Linked DNA regions of Homo sapiens: regions 1, 2 and 3 are each linked to region 4. The links are chromatin contacts, found by Hi-C or POLR2A ChIA-PET in ENCODE. All regions are on one chromosome and are shown on one strand. Each heading gives the region's core, a stretch centred on a gene start or an enhancer-like site at or near the end of the contact. The rest is flanking DNA. Distances are from core to core; before and after follow the strand shown. Region 1 holds the start of KDM5B (lysine demethylase 5B). Region 2 holds the start of SNRPE (small nuclear ribonucleoprotein polypeptide E). Region 3 overlaps PPP1R12B (protein phosphatase 1 regulatory subunit 12B). Region 4 has its middle 23 kb from the start of BTG2.

The links. A loop is a pair of places that touch in the nucleus more often than their neighbours do. ChIA-PET counts read pairs that join two places held with the same protein, here RNA polymerase II (POLR2A). Pooled maps may share reads with other maps.
Region 1: a loop to region 4 is called in a map of naive thymus-derived CD4-positive, alpha-beta T cell, with 5 times the contacts of the local background. The contact joins the promoter of KDM5B here to the enhancer-like site in region 4. A Hi-C loop is called at or near these places in 1 of 168 maps with a recorded cell type or tissue (naive thymus-derived CD4-positive, alpha-beta T cell), 3 of 37 single-sample maps with no recorded cell type and 13 of 50 pooled maps. POLR2A ChIA-PET finds 5 or more read pairs at or near these places in 1 of 52 experiments (activated naive CD4-positive, alpha-beta T cell).
Region 2: a loop to region 4 is called in a map of naive thymus-derived CD4-positive, alpha-beta T cell, with 2.9 times the contacts of the local background. The contact joins the promoter of SNRPE here to the enhancer-like site in region 4. A Hi-C loop is called at or near these places in 1 of 168 maps with a recorded cell type or tissue (naive thymus-derived CD4-positive, alpha-beta T cell), 2 of 37 single-sample maps with no recorded cell type and 9 of 50 pooled maps. POLR2A ChIA-PET finds 5 or more read pairs at or near these places in 1 of 52 experiments (A549).
Region 3: a map with no recorded cell type shows a loop between it and region 4 (4-fold over the local background). The contact joins two enhancer-like sites. A Hi-C loop is called at or near these places in 2 of 37 single-sample maps with no recorded cell type and 2 of 50 pooled maps.

What each region holds. Positions count from the first base shown.
Region 1 is chr1:202,807,171-202,810,224 of GRCh38, reverse strand. KDM5B (lysine demethylase 5B) reads left to right here and starts at 1,804. Exons shown (of 27, transcript NM_006618.5): 1 at 1,804-2,123. The coding sequence starts at 1,920. RefSeq lists silencers at 1,790-1,999, 2,030-2,229, 2,630-2,749, 2,850-2,919.
Region 2 is chr1:203,860,087-203,863,148 of GRCh38, reverse strand. SNRPE (small nuclear ribonucleoprotein polypeptide E) reads right to left here and starts at 1,550. Exons shown (of 5, transcript NM_003094.4): 1 at 1,436-1,550; 2 at 927-953. The coding sequence starts at 1,489. RefSeq lists enhancers at 445-1,020, 1,406-1,665, 1,474-1,768.
Region 3 is chr1:202,482,110-202,485,005 of GRCh38, reverse strand. The region is part of intron 13 of PPP1R12B (protein phosphatase 1 regulatory subunit 12B); the gene reads right to left. Among named protein-coding and RNA genes, the nearest start is that of PPP1R12B, 130 kb to the right of the region's middle. Within about 2 kb of position 1,470, at least 7 of the 41 ENCODE cell types and tissues checked have a DNase peak (open chromatin) inside an H3K27ac peak, as active enhancers do.
Region 4 is chr1:203,326,707-203,329,555 of GRCh38, reverse strand. No RefSeq gene overlaps it. Among named protein-coding and RNA genes, the nearest start is that of BTG2, 23 kb to the right of the region's middle. RefSeq lists enhancers at 234-870, 1,530-1,719, 1,920-2,019. Within about 2 kb of position 1,580, at least 39 of the 41 ENCODE cell types and tissues checked have a DNase peak (open chromatin) inside an H3K27ac peak, as active enhancers do.

The sequences.
Region 1 (3,054 bases), core at 555-3,054, 520 kb after region 4:
AATTCCTCTATACCCACTACCTAGATTCTATTATAACTTGCCACATCGCATATCTATCTTGCACTGATAATTCTTTTAATAGTGTATTAGCTGTCCCCTGGGCTTGACTCTCCATTGCAGTAGGGAGCAGGAAAAGACTCCAGGTCCCAAAGCCCTGGAGAGCTAAGAAAAGGAATACGTTCTCCCAGGACCACTGTGAACTCTTTCCTGGGCCCGGTACCTCTGGGAAAAATTTGTTGAAGGGAAGGCGGTTTTCTTCTCCCCCCACGCCCATCCCCCCTTTTAATTGAAGACTTCTTAAGCATAAGAGATTTCCTTCCACTAGGTGAATCTGAAAGCGAACTAAGATCTTGACAAACATTCCTTGCATACGTTTGGCAGCTTTCTGGATGAAAGAGGTCATTTCAATGTTGACGTTCTACTTTTTGAGCTTCCTCCTTTTTTCTGAGGCTGCTGGACACTACCCCCCCACCCCCGTCCCCCGTCTCCCGCCAAAAGAAAAAAGGCGCCTCAAAAGTGTTCGTATCTCTTAAAGTTCGTTAACCTCTTTGCCTCCGTTGCCTGCTCTGCAAAATGAGGATAATATCGTACCTACTCAATATGGTGGTTGTGAAGACTCAGTGAGCTAATACATGCAGAGCGTTTAGAGCAGTGCTTTACACACAGTAGCATTAAATAGCGGCTATCACCCATAAGCACATAACTCCCAGATTTATATCTCCAATTCTGATCTCGCCCCTTCAGATTTATACCCTTCAGTCTGTTGAAGGATACCCCGTTGTGTATTTCTACCTGTATGTACCAGAGACACCTCAAATTCAAAATGTCCAGAAATGAACACAGTATCTTCTTCCCTTGAGTAACTCGCCTTCTGTATATAATTGGGGTGAATGTTCCAGCAATGCCAACGGGCTAGCATCTACTCAGGCAGGTACGCCAGACATCTGAATCTTAATACCTCGTCGTCCCCCCTCAATCTGTCACTATGTCCTAATTTTATTTCCTACCTTTGCATCCCTTCCTCATAATTATCAGCACCACTGCCTTAATTTAGATCCTATCATTCCTTGTCTGGATTATTTCAAGTCTTTCGCCCCTCTCAAGTCTGACCTCGTCATAGACTGTTTGTGGATGATTATTTTCCCTGCAACATCTCCACCTCCCAATAGTCTCCATCACTTATTAGCCATGTGAATTATGGCAAATTGCTTAACCTACCTATGCCTCACTTTCCTTATTGTAAAGTGGAAATAAGAGTACCTATCTCATAGGGTTGTGTGATTAATCATGCGATGCAATTAGAACAGTGCCTAGGATATGAAAGTGCCCCAAAATGTTACGTTATTATTATTATTACTACTATTGCCTTCTCATGAACATGCTATGTGTATGTTCAAGCTGTTATCTCTACTGGAAAATCCTTCTCCGTTTCCAATACTCTTTCCAAAACCCCCTCCTGGGTTTTACTGCACCTACCATTGTGTACTGACGTGATTGAATGATTGGCTTATGGGACTGATCCTTTCTACCAGACTTAACTTCTTCAGGGCAGGAACTCTGATACATAGTAAATGGTCAATAAAAGTTGGCTCAACTGAAACCCTAAGGATAAACTCCATCCACAGCGGAAGGCGCGGCCCCGCCCGATTCGGGGGCGGGGCGGGGAGCCGCGCGCGGAGGGTGGGTCGATGGGGGTGGGGTGGGACTCTTTTTCCTCGCCGTGGCGGCGGAGGCGCACGGCGTGGGCTTGCGGCGAGACGTCGTCGTCGGAGGCTGAAAAAGCCCAAGGTGCTGCCGTTGCCCGTACAACTCGGACTTGCTGTTGCTCGAGCCGCGTCTGCACGGGTCTCGGACCGAGCGGAGCTCGCAGCCTCGGTCCCGGAGCCCACCTTCGCCTCGCCCTTGCCCAGCCTGCGGTGATGGAGGCGGCCACCACACTGCACCCAGGCCCGCGCCCGGCGCTGCCCCTCGGGGGCCCGGGCCCGCTGGGCGAGTTCCTGCCTCCACCCGAGTGCCCGGTCTTCGAACCCAGCTGGGAAGAGTTCGCGGACCCCTTCGCTTTCATCCACAAGATCCGGCCCATAGCCGAGCAGACTGGCATCTGTAAGGTGCGGCCGCCGCCGGTGAGTCACGCCAGCACCCCGGATCCAGCTCGTGGCTGGGGGAGGGAGCGGGGACGCGCGGGTCCGGGGAGGCCCGAGGCGCGGGGGGCGGGGAGCCGGTCGCCCCGCCGGCCTCGTCAAGTTTGGGGCTGCCTAGAAGGTCGGAGTTGAGGCCGGGGGAGGAAGACGGGGGCTTCTCCAGGGTGGGAGATGAGGAGCGTGGGAGAACCGGGGGCTTCGGCGGTGCCATGGGAGGGCCGGGTCGCCGCGGGGCTCGGGCGGCCGGGTGCGGAGGTTCGGGTTCGGTTCCGGATGGAGTGATGGCAGGAGCCGGGGGTGGTCGCGGGGGAGTTTCCTCACGGAGCCTGGCGGAGGCGCGGGCTGGAGGGAGGACTGTGGGCCCGGCGAGGCTCGGCAGGCTGGTCCTCGCCTCCGCTCCCGGGGTGCGGGGGTGTGTGATGGGGTGGGGTGGGGGTGGGGGACTTGCGAGTTGTCGTGCGAGGAGGAAAGTTTTCAATATGGCGGCGGGAGCCCCTGGTCCTTTGTGTGGTGGCGGCGTCGGCCCGGAGCGGCCCTCACCTGGGCGCCCCACCCTCCAGACCAGGGCACCCCTCCACCGCCTGGTCCCCGGGCCTCCAGGTGTCCCCCGGGCCGGGGTCAAGAAGGGGGCGGCCAGCGCTGGCTGGGGGCGGGGAGGAGCCGCGGGTCCAGCCCCGGAGCGGATGTTTGTGGGGGGCGTTAGTGTCTGGGGGACACTTTTGGGGCGGCGGGGGCAGGACGGGCGGCGGTGGGCCCCGATGCCCGCCCGCGCTCCCGAACGCGCACACTCCCGGCTTCTTCTGGCTCAGCCGCTCGGCTCCCCGGGGAGGCCTGGGCTGTGCTGGTGGGGATGGGGTCCGGGCGAGGCCGTGTTTGTAGGGGAACGTCAGACGGAGAGACCTCCGAAGATTTC
Region 2 (3,062 bases), core at 301-2,800, 530 kb before region 4:
GACAAGAGAAATATGGCTCCTAAAAAAATTGTAATGAATGTAAGTCAAAAGTTTTAACTAATTAGCCCATATCTAAGAATTATTCACCAATAATAATAACCTCAAAAAGAATTTTCATTTAATAAGTTCTATATTGGAACTGTATAAGCTAATAATTTTCCTGTGATTTTGGGACTCAATATTTCTTACTGCTTCTGGTCTCAATCTATTAAGAGTGAAAGTTTTTGACAGCATAGCACAAAGCAGTAATTTCTAATGACCAAGGGCTTATCTCCTGCAGCAAAATCCAGTTCCAAAACAAAGCCTTCTCATGTCACACACCTAACAACTAGGACAGGAGCCCTCAATTCAGGTGGTTAAGAATTATTATCACCTGAAATTAATGTTTTTCAGTTGTGTTATCACACTATAAAATTTAAGTTGCTAAAATTTCCCTCAAAGGAAAGCAGCTGCCACTAAACTCCTCTGAAGCTACCCCTTCTCTCTTCCTTTTTTCGTCTTTAAGTTTTCCCACAGGTATTAAACACACCACCTCTTGACATGGTTTAAGTTGGCTGGGTTTTTCTTCCAATGTTTCATCCTAAAGGGGAGAGGTTCCAATGTTCTAGCCATAATCACTACTAACAAAACTACTGATGCCCAAATACCATGGTCAAGTCTGCTAATAATACTTTTTGGAATTAAAAAGTATTTTTGATCTTGCAAAGTAATGGATACAATTCTTTGCATGTTGGGAAGTGGCATGGATACACACCACTTCATCACATTAGTGCTTTCTAAGTACTCCTTCCCCTCAATTACCCTCCAATCTCCAGTTACATCTATTTTTAAATTCTAGAACACAGCGATCGCTCAGGTTAACACAAAAAACTAAATCAGTTCACCTCTTATTTAAAAAGTAGTTACGAAACAAGCAACTTACGTACATTTTGTAAGTATCTGAAGATGAGGTTCTGCACCACAGTGGCTAAGGAAAAAATACAAAAGCAGCATAGACTCTGCTTCCTGAAACAACCGGACGACGCTATTCCCGTCTCACCTTTGTTTACTAAACGCGAGGTCTGGTGCTTACGCAAACAACAAGTGCCCAGCTGGGCATTCGTTACGGGTCTTCTAAAGACTAAAGAACATCCATTCCACTTTCATCCCCCTGGAGTTTCCCAAAACCGTTAACTCCCGTTTTCACTCCGCACCTGAAGTTCTCTTCCCTCCTTTTGCCGCGTCCATTCCTGCATTCCCCACGGCAGGGGTCCCCCCAAGACCACCTCCCCACCATCACGGTTCAACTACCCGCGCTTTCTTCCAGTCTTGGTAGCCCCGGGGGCTCATGGGATGTGGATCCGTACTCCACTATCCCAGGCCTGCCCTCAGCCTGCGCCTTCGCACCCCGTATTCTGACCCGAACCTCCTAGTCCTGACATCCTGCGTAGGATACGATGGGCTGCACCATAACCTTCTGCACTTTCTGACCCTGGCCACGGTACGCCATGGTGGAATTTCACAAAGAGCACACCCGCACGCTGCCTCTGAGAGCAACTTCCGGAATAAAGAACCGGAAGCGGAAGTGTGAAGGTCACGCGGCGGCATGGGCGGCTCCTGGGAAATGCCCCTCTAGCCATGAAGTCACGTTTCTTCGCTGCATGGCCTCCGAGGGAGGCCAAACTGAGGCGTCTGCGCTGTGGAAGGTGGGCCGGTCCTACAGCGCCACCTGGAGGGAGGCGGGAGGAGGTGCCTTCGGTTGTATAGTGGCCGTGGTAGGAGGAGTGCCGTCCTGTCTCCAATTTCTTTTCTTTTTTTTTTTTTGAGGCGAAGTCTCGCTCTGTCGCCCAGGCTGGAGTGCAGTGGCGCGATTTCAGCTCACTGCAACCTCAGCCTCCAGGGTTCAAGCGATTCTCCTGCCTCAGCCTCCCGAGTAGCTGGGACTACAGGCGCCTGCCACCACGTCCGACTAATTTTTTGTGTTTTTAGTAGAGACGGGGTTTCACCATGTTGGCCAGGATGGTCTCGATCTCCTGACCTCATGATCCGCCCGCCTCGGCCTCCCAAAGTGCTGGGATTACAGGCGTAAGCCACCGCGCCCGGCCTGTATCTCCATTTTCTGAGTTAGCTTGAAAAGCCAAAATCGTCCCAGTGTGTATCTCTATGTGTAAAATGAGTTAATTTCGTGCCTTTCCTAAAGCCTATTTTGCTGGAGTTTAGGCTTGATAGCAGCGTTGTGGTGGAAAGGGTAGGGCGGCAAGGAGCCCAAACTTCAGGCCTCCCACCTCTGGCAGTCGGCCAGAGGCGGTCTGCATTCCAAAGCCAGACGCCTGGTTCCCTCCAGTTACGGATTCAATTCTCATCCATTTCGTGGAGAGTTACTGTTCAGGTGGCAACTGAGGGTGGCGATTTACCAGGAAGACGCTGAAATCCACATGCTGGGCGCAAATCCAGCTCTTTTAGAGTTGGTGACCAAGGATAAATTACTCAGCCTCGCCATGTCTTGGCTTAGTTTCCAAAACGGAGATTATAGTAAAGATTAACTTTACTCAGGGGCTTAAAGATTCAATGAAATAATTGTCTATGTGTGCACACAGTTAGGCGTCAGCCAGTGTCAGAACATGTCCTTCCCTGGATAACACAGCTACTAAGTGGAGCAGCTGGAATTTGTAGGTGTGCCTGACCCCAAAGTCCACCTACCTTTCCATTGTGTCATGGCTTGTGGCCTGGCAGAGATTTCACTTAATTGGCATACACATGTTATAGAGGAGGAAACTGAAGTTTAGACTTTTGAAAGGACTTGCCTAAGGGAACACGGATTAGGGCAAATGGCAGAATCAAAATTAGCTTTTCTGAGGGCTTCTGTTTAATGGGGATAATAGTAATAACGACTTCAGAAAGGGGTTGAGTTGAAAGTGATTTTTAAACTACACAAAGCGGCCAGGCTCACGCCTGTAATCCCAGCATTTTGGGAGGCCGAGGCAGGTGGATCAACTGAGGTCAGGAGTTCGAGACCAGCCTGGGCAACATGGTGAAACCTTGTCTCTACTAAAAATACAAAAATTAGCCATGCATGGTAGCAC
Region 3 (2,896 bases), core at 221-2,720, 840 kb after region 4:
AACCACCCAGCCCTGCTGTGGCCACACACCACTGTGCCTGACAGCCAGTCTAGCAGCAGCCCTGCCCCAAAGACAGACCACTGCAGGGTTGTGTGGCCCTGCTGTACCCATGCTTGGCCTGATAGTTGGTCAAGCAGCAGCCCTGTACCCCTGGATTTCTCAGGAGAAATCCTGTAGGCCAGGAGAGAATGAGATGATATATTCAGAGTGTTTGGGGGAAAAAAATGAACCTGTCAGCCAAGAATACTATATCCAGCAGAGCTATCAACCACCAATGAAGGAAAAATAAAGACCTTCCCAGACAAGCAAAAGCTGAGAAAAACCCATCACCACTAGACTAGCCTTACAAGAAATACTTAAGAGAATGGTATAACTGGAAATAAAAGATTATAATTATTTTCATGAAAAGATGTAAAAGTATAAAACTCACCAATAGAGGTAAATTCATAAATCAAATTCAGACTAGCCCAGTGATTTAATGGTGCTATGTAAGTCTCTCAGTCCTCTAGTACGAAGGTTTAAAGTCAAAATGGTCAAAACCCGTGACACTTACAATTAGTAGCTAAGGAATACAATCACAGGTAAAAAAGTAAATTACAGAAACAAAAGAGAGAAGTCTAGAGTATTTTAATGCAACCAAAGTTAAGTTGCTATCAGCTTAAAACATTCTATTATAAGACTTTTAATGTTAGCCCCATGGTAGCCACAAAGAAAGAAAGAAATTACTGCAGAGGCACAAACAAGAAAGAGGAAGGAAACAAAGCTCAGCACTACAGAAAACCACCAAACCACAGAAGTAAATAAAAGAGGAAGAAAGGAACGAAGGATCTATAAAACCACCAGAAAAAAAAATTTACAAAATAGCAGGAGTAAGACCTTCTTTATCAATAATAGCCTTAAATATAAATGGATTAAATTATCCAATTAAAAGATATAGAGTGGCTGAACGGATTAAAAACAAGACCCAACTATATACTGCCTAAAACAGACTCACCTAACCATTAAAGACAAACATAGAATAAAAGTAAAGGGAGGGAAAAAGATATTCCATGCAAATGGAAACCAAGTGAGCAGGAGTAACCATGTCAGATAAAACAGACTTTAAGTCAAAAACTGTAAAAGAAGACAAAGAAGGTCATCAGACATTGATAAAGGGTACAATTAAGCAAGAGGATATAAAAACTATAAATACATCCATCCATCCAAGACCAGAGCGCCCAGATATATAAAGCAAATATTATTAGAGGTAAAGGGAGAGATAGACTGCAATACTATAACAGTAGGTGTTAAATGTAGTGAACTCCAAGTTTCTCTTCAAAGAATCAGTATGCCAGTATATTCAGCTCTCTTATTCTCTATTCTCCATTTTAAAGCTTAACTTCCTGGTTCTCTTCACCCTCTTGCCTCTAGCTTCAGTAAACAACCCCCTCCTAGCCTCTATCACCTGCTCTGACCTGAGTCATCCTGAGTCACCTGTTCTGTAACCGTCGTTCCCACCAAACTACTCACTGGGATTTTGGGCACAGACTTCCTCTGTTCCCTCTGTCAGTCTTTCTCTCTTTTTACATATACTTTTTGGGCTTCTCTTAGAAGCTCTTCCATAGGTTTATCTTTCCAGTTCTCTATCTTTTGTAATTTCTTGTTAATATCTTAGCCAAGATTGCGCCTACTGCATTCTGGCCTGGGCGACAGAGCAAGACTCCATGTCAAAAAAAAAAAAAAAAAAAGGTGTTCTTCATAGAAATAAAACAAAATCCTAAAATTCATAGGAAACCAGAAAAAAAAAATGAATAGCCAAAGCAATTCTGAGTGGAAAGCTGGAAGCATCACACTACATAACTTAAAAATATACTACAAATGTATAATAACAAAAACAGAATGGTACTGGCATAAAAACAGACACGTAGACCAATGGAACAGAATAGAAAGCCCAGAAATAAATTGACACACCTAAAGCCAACTGATTTTTGACAAAGGTGCCAAGAACACACATTAGGGGAGAAACTGTTTCTTCAATAAATGCTGCTGGGAAAGTGGGACATCCACATGCAGAAGAATGAGAGTAAATCCCTACCTCTCACCACATACAAGAATCAATTCAAAGTAGATTAGAGACTTAACATGGAAACCCAAAACTATGGAACTACCTAGAAGATAACATAGGAGAAATGCTTCATGACATGGGGCTAAGCTAGGATATTTTAAATAAGACTTCAAAAGCATAGGAAACAAAAGCAAAAATGGACAAATGAGATTGCAACAAACTAAAAAGCTTTTGCATAGCAAAGGAAACTATTAAACAGAGTAAACAGACAACCTAAAGGATGGGAAAGAAAATTTGCAAACTATACATCTGACAAGGAGTTAATATCCAGAATATATAAGGAACTTAGCAGCAAACAAAACAAAAAAACAAAAACCTGATTTTAAAAATGGGCAAAAGACCTTAACAGACATTTACTTCTCAAAAGAAGTCATACAAATGGCTAATGAGTATATGAAAAAATGGTCAACATCACAAACCATCAGGGAAATGAAAATCAAAACCACAATAGGTACCATTTCACACCACTTAGAATGACCATTATCAAAAAGACAAAAGAAAACCAGTTTTGGCAGGGATGTGAAGAAAAGGGGAACACTTACACAAGTTGGTGGGACTGTAAGCTAGTACAGCCATTGTGGAAAACAGTATGGAGGTTCCTTTAAAACGTAAAAATAGAACTACCATATGATTCAGCAATCCCACTACTGTGTACACATCCAAAGGAAAGGAAATTAGTATATTGAAGAGTTATCTGCCTTACCGTGTTTATGGCAGCACTATTTACGTTAACAAAAATATGAAACTGAGTCCTCAAAAATGGAAGAATGGGTAAAGAAAATGTGTATATCC
Region 4 (2,849 bases), core at 331-2,830:
ACTGCAAGATCCGCCTCCTGGGTTCACGCCATTCTCCTGCCTCAGCCTCCCGAGTAGCTGGGACTACAGGCGCACGCTGCCACGCCCAGCCAATTTTTTGTATTTTTAGTAGAAACGGGGTTTCACCGTGTTAGCCAGGATGGTCTCGATCTCCTGACCTCGTGATCTGCCCGCCTCGGCCCCCAAAGTGCTGGGATTACGGGCGTGAGCCACCGTGCCCGGCGCCACACCTTTTTTTTAACCCAGAAAATATAAAGTGCTTTCACTTCTATGACATTTCTTTCCCTGACACATCTATGCGGTAAGGATACAGGTATGATACAGCCTACTTTACAAGACAGGGTAACTGGGACCTAGCACGTTTAATTGACTTGTCTCCCTAAAGGCACAGACTCAAGACTGAACCCCAGAACCCCAGTCTTACTGGCTCCCCATTGAACTGTATCCCATCTTTGTGTGTTCCTTACCCTCTTCCCTGACCTCGCCGTCAGGCGTCACTGAAATGCCCCAGACGCATCACTGCTTTTGTTCTTAACAATGTGAAACATCAACCAAGCCCAGCAGGTGATAGGACTGGACAGCCGCCAGGGGTCTGTGAGCACTGAACAACCAGTCTCCACGTCCACTGAAGATAATGTATGATGTATCAGCATGTGGTATGTTTGGGGCAGGCAAGAGAATGCAGAAGGGGTGAGTCTCCAGGTGACACGAAAAGACTTCAGGAAAGGGATTTGGGGAAAACAAACAAGCCCATCTAAGTGTCAATGTGCATATATGGAGAGAACATTTATGGAATGTTCTACCTAACAAAAGGAGAAAGTTAAATCCTATTAAAAAGGGAGTTGTAAGTCCTTGCTTGCTGCTGTTCTAAAAATTTTTGAGAGGTGGAAATGTGAAGAAAAGACCTTGAAGAAAAGAGAAATCTAGTCTTGCCAAGATAATTCTCCCTTAGTAAAAATCTAGGAGCCAAACGCAGGACCCATCCCAGGGCCTTGAAACCATACCAAGTTTTATTCTGAGTCTTAAATTACTTTACTCATAGGACTTTAAATGTCCTTAGGATCTAGTGCTATCCCCAGCACCTAAACCAAGAATTGTGAGCTGAGGTAAAATGTGAGAAAGAAATGCTCATTCCTTTGTTATTAATACCTAAAATAATATCACCATTTATTAGGCAATTATGTGCCAGGCATTTTGTCACAATAATGAGAGGAGATAGTGCCATTATTATCATTAGTATTTTTCATAGGAGAAAATTGAGGCTCAGAGAGGTTAAGTAACTGCTCAAAGTAACACAGCCAGAAAGTGGCAGAGGCTAGAGTCGAATCGTGGTCACCTGTCTCTTCAGTCTAAATCTCAATGCTACTGTGCCGAATTCTTTGAGTTTGTGGGTGTGTGTGTGCTTCTGTGTCCTGGGGCGGGGGAACAACGTCACTCGAGATACATTAAACGACGTTTACAATGTACGTGCTGGGGAACTGTATGCTGTCTTAGAGGCTGAGGCTGGCGCCCGTGGCCACAGTACAATGGAGGGGGTGGTTAATCTGGTTTTAGAGGATGGCGGATTGGCGATGGCAGACAGAGCTCAAGTAACTGCGCCCATAGGAGGGCGCAAGCACGCAGAGGCACGAGAAGAAAAGGAAGAGGGCCTGAGCCCGAACTTGGGGAAATCAATGCCCAAAGCCTGAGGGACTCTGGAGGGAGGACGGGAAAGGGCCAGAGGTTCACCCCCGAACCTCCAGTTGCTCAAGAAGCGCCGGGCGGGGCCCTGCAGTCGCTCAAGCTGCGAGGAGGACCTGAGAAGCGGGGACGCCTTCGAGGTTTTAGGGACCTGAGCTCCGGCGGCAGGTGGCGAAAAGGCCCAAGCCCAACGGCCGCCCCGCCTCGCCCCTTCCCCGCCTCCCCCTTCTCTGAAAGGCCCCATTCTCCACAGCCGCCGGGGGAGCAACTCCGTTGGGAAGCCACCTAGCGCCCGGCCCCACCTTTCTTTTTTTCTTTTTTTTTTTTTCTTAATAGTTCTCGGCCAAACGCCGCGGCGTCAGGGCGGGCTTGGATTGGCCCGCGCCGCCCCCGAGCCAGCCAATCAGCGGCTTGTTGCCAAGGTGGGGCTTCCCCAGAGCGGGCGGAGGCTGCGGCGCGGCTGCTGTTTCCCAGCAAAGAAAGCAGACTTGTGAGGGCGTCTGGTGGCACTTTCAGGTCCCAGTCAGCTGCTCGTGGGGATTGAGGGACGTGGGTGGGTGGCTGGGGGGTGAGCGGCCGAGGGCCCATATCCGGGACGGAGGGAGGGTCACCTGCCTGCCTTTGCACGCCCAGCCGGCGCTGTCTCCCTCCTCCCCGAAGCTTCCTTGCTGGACAGGTCTGACTCCAGGCAGCCCGTGTGGGATCGCCTTGGCCGCAACGGTCCCGGGTGGAAAGGCATCACCGTTGTCCCCTTACCCTCACCACCAAGCATATTGAGGAAGAGGGACTTGCAAACGTGAGAAGGTGCAAAAATCATCCACCTAACTTCTGAGGCAGAACAGACTATGAACTGAAGACAGTGCTGTATTGCAGTGTGTGCCCCAAAAGGGACCAGCTGACCTTGCAGGCCCGGAGGTGCTAATGAGAGAATGAAAAGGGCCCCGGGAAGCAGGAGACGTAAATCGCACACCTTCTCCCCATGTAACAATAATGCCCAAACCGCCACAAAGCAAGGGTCTGGACGATAGGGTCTCACTTTTCCAACCATAGCTCAGTTACACAAGGGAGAAAGGGCAGAGGCAGATCTACCCCTCACACATTTTCTACCCCTCACACATTTTCCTTTGGCCTCATACTCAATTCCCCAGTCCTGTTTATCTCAGTTTCCA